Regions from separate parts of the Mus musculus genome. Here region 2 is linked to region 1. Evidence: chromatin contacts called from ENCODE Hi-C data. All regions are on one chromosome and are shown on one strand. The core of a region is the stretch at or near the end of the contact, and the rest is flanking DNA. Distances in the headings are between cores, read along the strand shown.

Region 1 (4,586 bases), core at 1,315-3,814:
TACCTGTTCCCAGAGGGATGTGCCCTCCCCTGAGGGCAGAGCATTGGGGCCCAGTGAACTATGAGTACACCTCTCTGAAGCCACGAGCCCACGTTACTCATAAGCTCACCATCTCTATTTGCTACAGTGGTACACAGTAGGAAGACAGCAGAGTCTTATCAAAACAACCAGAGAGAACAGTGACTTTTTGTTTGATAGCATGAAGGGTGGTATAGGGACGGAGGCTGCTGTCTGTGACAGTTTCTTACCCCAAGTGTGGAATTCCTTACACTCTCTTATGGGAAATGCTCTATACATGGATGCTTGTATCTGTGCAGTAACGCCTGTGTCAACTCTCATGCTGCCAGAATTAGATCATTAAGCACACTATTAGCGAATCCTCTCTGTTTTGATTTTCATGTTAAGACTCATGCCTGGCTCATAGAATTAATTTTATCAATGACATAGAAAATGGTTCTTTTAATCTGAATCTGTGTGGAGGCATCAGTACCATGGTTTGCCCCAGGATTTCCCCCTAATGGCTTTCGCCAGCTTGAATTAGCTTGATGTATCATTAATGCATACAAATGGCTTTTATTTTTGTTCATAATCTGTTCATAATGCTACGGTGCTCTGCTCTTCCTAATGTTTTTAAAATGATTGAACAGTGATGTGCTTTTTGACCTATTTAGCCCTCTACAGAGGCGCTGATCAAGAGAATAAGAAAATGTCACTTAGCTAGGACAGTCAGGAGCTGTTATAATCTGTAGCTGAGGTTTCCCACTCATTTGGAATCTTGCAGTTGGTAACCCTTCTTCCCCTCTGCTCTGAATAATCTTCATTCATTAGGGCGCAATCTACAAACGCTTGATTAGCAGCGCTCTGCTCTCCCAGCCCGTGGAGGAGGGATAAATGTGACCCTCAGGAGGCCCATCTTGTAAGTTGGAACCTGTTGTTTATCATGATGGCTTCTTTTGTGACACAGAGTGATCCTGGCCAGGCGTTGGCCCCCACAAGTTGGAGAGTTTGGGGTACATGGTTGGATTGATGACCTGGATTCCCCAAAGGTGAGCTCTGGATTCTGGGATCATTGTGCCAGAGGCCAGAGAACAGCTTTCCCTGGGTTCTGGGCATCAGACTCGGGTTCTCGGGGCTGTGCAGCAGCTGCTTCCATGCTGAGCATCTTGACAGCCCGGAAGGACAGACACATTTGGTAGCCATCTGTGGTCATGAGGGCTCCTCCCTGAATGGGCTCCCTGGGGCGGGGGGGCGGGGGGCACTCGGTTGGTGCCACAGCTTGCACCTGTCTCCTCCAAGTCCCACTCCTGCCTCGGTCAGTCCCTGTGTGCTGGCCCCTCGCTCGCTGAGAACACATCCATCCCTGGGACCCTGTGTTCAAGCCTAGGCTGTGCTCAGTGGATGTCCAGGCTCCCTGAGGCTTCTCAGGAAGAGCTGCTCCACCCAGAGCAAGGGCATAGCAGAGATGGTGAAGTGCCTACTCTTGTCTCCCCTGTTGTTGAGATGCTCGCAGCCTTGCACCTGCGGCACTCCAGTCTGCTCCAGAGGCTGTGCAGGCTGTGTTCCAAGGGCAAACTGTAGGTAAGCTCTTGTCTCAAATCTCAGGCATCTTTGCACCAAGATTTTATAATGTGTGTGAGTTCACTTCTTGCCTGACTTACAGACTGGGTGGCTTTCAGAGGTAGAGAGATGCCAGGCCTTGTTTGGCTTCACCTGTCCCGCTTAGGTGAGCAGTTGGTACCATTCAGATGTGTGTGTGTGTGGGGGGGGGGGGGGCGGGCATGCTCAGTGGCAGAGCAGACACATTCAGCTCTCTGTGTTTGGGCTCCAGGGTTACCTTGGTTTTATATGTCGTGCAGAAAGCCCTTTACTGCATATTTATCTACTTACTTTCTGCAGTGCTGGGGCTCACGCCCAGGGCTCTCAAGCCAGATAAGCACATTACCAGTCATGCCTTCAGCCCACTGTGATCAAGGTCCAACCTGAGGCCAGAATGCTTAAATCTCTTAGTGTTTCATAGAACCAGAGCCTTTTAGTAGTTCTGGGGACTAACTGGCTCTAGCCAGTGTGCGGACTGTCCCCACCCACCCACCCACCCACCCACCCAGGTGATTTCTTCACAGAATCTACAAGGTAGGAAGGCAGGGTTGAGCTCTGTTGTAATCTAGTGGAACTGCCACTAGGGGGTGCCAGAAGCACTTAGAATATTTTCATTCTGTATTTTCTTTTCCCTTTTGCTGTCACGGTGGAGAGAATACAGACACATTTTTAAAAGTTGAACTTTAGGGTGTGCTGCATAAACCGGAACTAAGAATCATGAGTTCGATCCCTGGAGCCCACCTACAGGAGGAAGGGGAGAATCAACCCTACAGAGTTGTCCGATTCCTTCCTTCACACATGCTGTGGTACATACACACCCACATCCACACACCCATCACGCACACACACGTGCACACACGCTATGATGGTAAAGTTTACGGCTTTTGTCTTCAGTTGTACTGGAGCAGCAGAGATCCCAGAGCCTCGCTGGCTCAGCGCCTGCCCTCCAGGATGTCATTGCAGTGGGAGCCCGGACGTGAGGTCAGGGCGATTAGGAAGGCATTAAAGGAGGAAGTGATGTCACTGAGTCAGCTTGCCACCGGTCACTGGGGAAGCTCCAGCCGAGGCTCCCTGCCATCTCCACATCCTGTCTTTGCCAGCATTGCTAGTTGATGTGGGTGCAGAGGCAGCCAGGCAGGCAAATGAGTGACATTTGGCCCTGGGGGACAGAAGACTTGACTCTCTGAGAATGTCATCACACCGTTATAAATTCATGTTTACTTTAGTAAAGTAGATTTCAGTAGATTTGTGTATACTTTGTATCTGCTTAGAAACATTTTAGCACTTTTCCAATTAAAATATGTTAGGAAAATAACCAACATACATGCCAATAAAAAGTGGTCTGTTAACCCCCACCACTAGTCAATAGCATTTTATTTTCGTTTAAGATAGGTTCTCCTGTTTCCCAGGCTGGCCTCAACTTTACATGTGGATGCCCTGGATCCTGCCTCTTCCTGCCTGTTGGGATTGCAGGTGCTACCACATCTGGTTTATGTGGCTCTGAGTTCAAACCCAGAGCCTTGTGCCTGGCCAGGCAAACACCCCAAAAACCCGCTGTAGTCCTAGAATAATGTTTTATGATTAATATATTCTGTTGAATTTCTAAAACTTCTAAAATAAAATCGGAAGCGCTGGAGAGGTAGCACTTGTGCTTTCCGAGGGCCAGAGTTCAGTTCCCCGCACACATGGGAGCTTCACAACTGCCCCGAGATGGACTTCCTGCGCTTCCTGTGAAGCTCTTTAGAGACAGCCTCCTCTGTGCTAGAACCGAAGCCAAGGCACCTCCCTATTGGGCAGAGCCGCCCACCTCCTCGGCTTACATGTGACATTCACTTGTGCGAAGCTGCCATGGCCTCCCTTATCACAGAGGCCTAGCACCTCTGAAGATGTCCTAGAAGCAGCAGGTCAGGTACAGAGCCGTCACAAAATGAAGCCGTGTGCAGCTTAGAGATTTCCTGGGAGACTCCTCTCTCCCGAGTCCACACTTGCCGTCCCCTTGGAACACACAGCAGCCTATGTTCAGATGAGAAGCACAGGCAGCACCCATCACCAGGCTACACTGCCTGCACTGGTGCCCGCTCTGTCTCCTGCTGCAGGAGAGAATGTGGCACTGTTCCCTACCGCCTGCCCCCTCTCAGACCCAACCCTAGCCACTAGCATGCTTTGGTTTAGCCTTGGCTTCACGGACTGGGACACATACATCTTTTCCAAGTGTGGCCAAGTGGCCTAATAGTCATGCAAGGAATATTCTTGGGAAGGGTATATTTTCCTGTGCCCAAAGGCAGAGGTACCGAGACACCCGAGGCCTGGTGGGTTCCCTTGGCAAGTACAGAGCTGAAACAGGCATTGTACTTGTTACACATGGGTGGTGGGTGTGGGTCTCATCCTCACTGTACCCTCTGTCTCCCCACTGTGGTTTATCAGGTTCTCAGAGTTCTTTCAACTGAGACTTATGCACTAAGTCAGGGTTTGGGTGTCTTAGAGTGACTGAGTTCCTCAGGCCCCAGGTTAGACTATTAGGCAGCTCTGGCTCCATTTTAGCCCTTCCTCCCTACGCCCACCTGGTCCACCCTGTATGGATTCACACATTTCATGTCCATGCCTTCTCCCCAGCTCTCCAGAGGATAGCTGTGATGCAGGTATGATCGGAGCATATCTGTGAAACCTGCATGCTCTAGCCCTGCATCCTGCCCTCCTTTCACTCTTGCTGATGCAATGCTTCATCTTTTGGATTGGGTCTCTTTCTCTCCAGCCTTGCTTTTGCCCCTAGGATGTCCCAGCAGAAAACTAGGGCCTTAGAAAAATTTCTTCTCTTGTCTCTACCTGCCTCAGGTCTTGTATCTGGAGCCAGGGCTGCTGAGCTGAACAGGGCCCAAGTTCCTCCCTTGGAGGTCATAATCTACTTGGCACAGCACTTTCTGAAGCTAGAGTAGGTGCTGGTGCAGGGTATGGGTGATGGCATTTGCCTGCCTGGTGTCTGTGCAAGGACC
Region 2 (4,586 bases), core at 860-3,359, 200 kb after region 1:
GTTTTGTATTCTTTCTTACACCCTTGGTAAGCATCTTGTGGATATCCAACCCTCTCACGTGCCCCTGCCAACAAGTGTGTTTATAATAAGAGAATGTATTTTATTTTCTAAAACAGACTTCTAACACATCTAATGAAGTACAGTTAAACACAATGTAGGATGACTCCTCGTTAATGCTAATTGTTACCCAGGATGAAAACGCATTTATTTTGAGGCCATTTAGTTTCTCATTTTTCATCTACAGTGATTATAAACCATTTTTGAGAATATGCATACATATTTAATTCCCCCAAGAGGTGGCTGAAATAGCCCAATTTCAAAGAAATTGAAGTAGCACAGGGAGCCAGCTCATCTCTGGTTGGTCTTACCGAGGACATCAAGGTTCTCAGGTCCTGGGTACTCTTGTGTGTCCCACCCCCACCCCCAACCTCGGGCACGAGGGGAGGCCCTCCTCTGCTGTGTGTCTCAACGAACCACGAGGAAGAGGCTCTTGTCCTGCTCAGCAAATGGCGTTTGTCTGGTATGTTTGCCACTGATGAGACACAGTCAGACCCCGAGCCTCTATAAACTGGTGGGAGCTTAAGCTACACGTCCAGGTTTCCTGGACAGTGGTGTCCTGAGATCTGCTGACTGAGTTTATATTACCAACACTGCAGAACAAATGTGCGGCGCCCCTTCTGGTGCACAGTAGGAGTGCAGCTGCTGTACATTGAACCCTCCTCTTCTGTCTTCTGTTAGCTGAGATGGGAAGGGAACTGGAAGGGAGGGCCAGCAAGGTGCACCCACGTGTGCTTGTTAAAACCCCAGAGGCTCACTATGCCAGCTCCTCATTGCGTGGTCCGTCTGTGCAGTACAGATAAGGGGTGGATCTCTTACAAATCTTATCCTGCCCTCCGAGAAACTGTTGTCCTGATCTAACACTCACATGGAAGCCGGCGAAACTCTTCATTCCACACAGTCCTAAAATGTTAGTTTGCTTTGTGGTACCTATTTTGTTCATACTGTAGTTAAATTTCAATTTAAAAATCAAAAAAAAAATGATTGGAAGTTAAATTGTTTAATGTGTGGGGAAAAAAAACATTGAAATGAGCTAGTAAAAGTTTAATTTTATGCACCTGACCATTTGGGTTCAAACGAAACATATAGATGTGTTTAATGCCATCTGTGAATTAGATATGTTGGCTCTTCTTCTAGAATCTAGAACAGTTAGACACCGTGTGTGATGTGATTGTCTTCATGCACCCAGCAGGGAATGAGTGACTGCTCTGTGGGCAGTGGACAGTTCTGACTGCTGTCTGCCCTCAACTCCAGGCTCTAGCTTTCTACTCTGCCAAGCACTGACTATGCCAGAAATGCATTCCCCTGAGTGCTTAGAGATGGGTGGGGGTCCTCCTCCTCACAAATAGGGCAGCTGCACTACCATTGCTCAAGTCAGGACTCCTCCCCGAGGCTGTGGCGATGTGGTGTGATGCTGGGGCACCTTGACAGCTGACTGTGGAGTCTCTGAACTTTCAGACAAGCTTGAGAGCTGGAGGCTTACTTGTGCCTTAGGTAAAATTATCCCAGGAAAGTTGTTTGCTTTGTTTCATTTTGGGTTGGTTTTTTTTTTGGGGGGGGGGGTCTGGTTAAATTCAATAAATATCACCAAACAGGGAGTGGGGAAGGACGAAAGAGAAAGAATGAATAAAGGATCAGGAGTATCATGGCAGGTGGGCCCTGTTGGGACCCGCTGAGGACATTGGCTCCAGGAGGTCACAGCATGGCTGGTTTTCAGGAGAGAGGCGTAAGGGGACAAAACCGCCTAAGCTAAGGCCCTGCCTACAGCACACGTGTCCAGCAATGTTGCCACCTACAGGGCTGGACTCTCCTCAGAACAAGAAGCAAAGATGGGTTTATTCTGGGAAGCTCTTAAGCCCAGAGTAGCTGATGTCAGAAGGATTCGTGTAGTCTGTGTTTGTGTTTGACCACATTCTGTCAGTTCATCATCCAGGGAAAGCTGAAGTTGGCAGCAGGGTGATTCAAAAAGGCCAACCCAGAACAAGCCAAGGGCTGCCTTGGTTCCCAGCCTTAGAGACAGCATCATAAATGAGAAGTAGTGCAGCCCATGCACAGCACGGTAGCGATCCCACCACCTGCCTCCTTACCACCTCCCACTCTTCCCCCAAAGAGGAACAAAAGCCTGGAAGTCTTGGCTAGGATCAGTCTGGGATTCACCCCAAGAGAATAGACACCTAGTCTGGGTACTGCCTGTCTAAAATGCCACCCACCCTCCTACCTTCTCACTGAGGACTCAAGGCCAGTTAGTAGAAGCATCGAGGGCCTGAAGTTAATCTCAAAACGAAATAGTTTAATAAATGTTGGTGTTAGTTCATGGAAAAACCAAGTGTCACTCTTTGAAATGAGGGCCCAGATGTTTTCCCGCTGCATCTGGGTCTGTTTCAAAGTGATTCGGGAGATGGATCTGACTCTAGAATGTAATGGAAACTGCTGCACACATACACACACTTAACACAGACATACATGCACCCCAACACACATACATATACACGTATCTCAATACACAAAATACACACATGTGCCTAGACATGCTTACATGAATGCACACACTCTTGTGTGCAGGCACACACACATAGCACTGTGGAGAAAGAGCACACACGATATCTTTCTGCAAAGAAGCAGCCAGTCCCCTGAAATAACCATGCATCGGCATTAACCATGGCTACAGGCAGGCTGGGAGAACAGGCGCCTGGCACAGCTGGCTGGCCTTCTGCCTGCCGTCCCCACACCCCTATTAGGCCAACTCTGGATAGCCTATAATTGGTTCCAGCAATCCTCAGCCGCCCTGAGAACTGCCGTTCAAACTTGAGGAGCACCGTGATCAATCGGAGCTGACGACAGCTGAAGCAGTATTGACTTCCCATTCCTAAACAGGGGGATCATTAGTCAAGGAAAGCATCTTTTAATTACTCCCAGGAAGGAGGAAAAAAAAATCTTTTTGGATGGATTCTGCAACAGCTGCCATTTTTTTTCTAGTGCATTCGATATTAAATTTATTGTCGCAGGAGGGGAGAAGATGCCCTCCACCCCTCTGTAATGGGGGTTTGATTTGGAGAAAGTCATGTTAGAGGGGAGATCGATGTGTGGCAACAATTAACTACATCTGGGCTGGAATCAGAACAGGCCCCCCCCCACTATTGATACCATTTAAGCACACACTTAAAATATTGATTGTAAATGGAGGTGTTAGTGGCAGTAGAGGCAGCAACAGGGGAGAGAATTATCTGGAGTTGAGGCTAGGAATGGGGGTGTGCTGTATGACTCTCAGTGCACATGTTTGTGTGTCAAGCTGTGTTATAGACAGTTGGACCAGCTGAGTCTAGAGCCACCAGGTGTGCAGGGGTCTGGGTTCCAATGTAGAGAGACTAATTGGCTGTCACAGGAGGGAGTGCCGAGATCATTGGTGAGCCTTTGAGATGAAGGGGAAAAAAATGTCCACATTATGGTAAAGCCATAATTATGAGTCAAGTGACTGCTTATGCCATGCACAGAACACAGCGTGGTCACCTGGCACCTAGGTGTCAGGTGCTCTTGTTGGTACACTCCCCCACCCCCTCCCACAGGTAAGATGAAGCTCTGGAGTCTGTAGCACACGTAACTGCAGGCCCCTGTGACACCTGTCCTCGGGGTCGTGTTTCCTGGGCCAGCCCGCACCGTGCTGCCCTGTCTCCCTTCTCTGCCCTGCCCTTTCACACGGAAGCTCGTCATACTGGCTTCGGTGGAGGTGGTTCTCCTACCAGACGAGGCAGAAGCCAGGGGCTTGGCACTGTAGCTGACCCCACTCTACTTCCTATCTTTGTCTCCCTGATGGCATCCACCCCGGGAGGGTCAGCAGGGACCATGCTATTTACATTTTAGTGCAGGTAGCCTCCTGTTTACACGGTGCTTGGCACCTGCTGGCTTGGGCTGGGAGATCGGAGGGAGTTGGACCGCCAGACCGTGTTTTCAGTTCCAGGAACAGCTCACGAGAGAAACTCCGAGCACAGCCGAAATCACCCATTACCACTCTGCTGCCTCTTGGAAGGGACCGTTGGCCTGTTTAGTACACATTCTCTGAGCATCCTCCCCCACCCCTCTCTCGTTATACGTAACTCCATCTCCCTGCCTAAACCCTCTTCTGTCTTTAACCTATAAAGAAACGTGGCCATCGATAGGAAGAGCAGGGCCCACATCAGAAACCTGCGTGGGAGAAGACTGGCCACACTCTTCCAGACCTAACCAGTCCGCCCGGCAAGGGGAGTCCCACTTCCCTTTGATTCTGCAGGGCCACTTTCATCTTATTTATGCACACGGAGATATTGATAAAGGCGAAATGTATCCAAACTGAAAATAATTGGATCCCCGCAGCTGACTCGGAGATATTAAAAGCAGCCCCACTTGGCCACGTCTTTGTCTTGTTAGGTTTGATCATAGGATCACAATATAGTAATCTCAGGCTCAAATTTCTGGCATAAAGATGCGCTGTTCTAAATGTGGCCTCAGGGACATGACTGCCCACGCGGCCCCGGGATTGTCTCGTCTGATTATTT

Evidence for each region. A loop is a pair of places that touch in the nucleus more often than their neighbours do.
Region 2: a map of left cerebral cortex shows a loop between it and region 1 (2.5-fold over the local background). The contact joins two enhancer-like sites. A Hi-C loop is called at or near these places in 4 of 37 maps with a recorded cell type or tissue (Patski, heart and left cerebral cortex).

The regions. Positions count from the first base shown.
Region 1 is chr1:89,641,723-89,646,308 of GRCm38, forward strand. The region is part of intron 6 of Agap1 (ArfGAP with GTPase domain, ankyrin repeat and PH domain 1); the gene reads left to right. Among named protein-coding and RNA genes, the nearest start is that of 4933400F21Rik, 40 kb to the right of the region's middle. Within about 2 kb of position 2,565, at least 2 of the 3 ENCODE cell types and tissues checked have a DNase peak (open chromatin) inside an H3K27ac peak, as active enhancers do.
Region 2 is chr1:89,843,558-89,848,143 of GRCm38, forward strand. All of the region lies in intron 16 of Agap1 (ArfGAP with GTPase domain, ankyrin repeat and PH domain 1), which reads left to right. Among named protein-coding and RNA genes, the nearest start is that of Gbx2, 85 kb to the right of the region's middle. Within about 2 kb of position 2,110, at least 1 of the 3 ENCODE cell types and tissues checked has a DNase peak (open chromatin) inside an H3K27ac peak, as active enhancers do.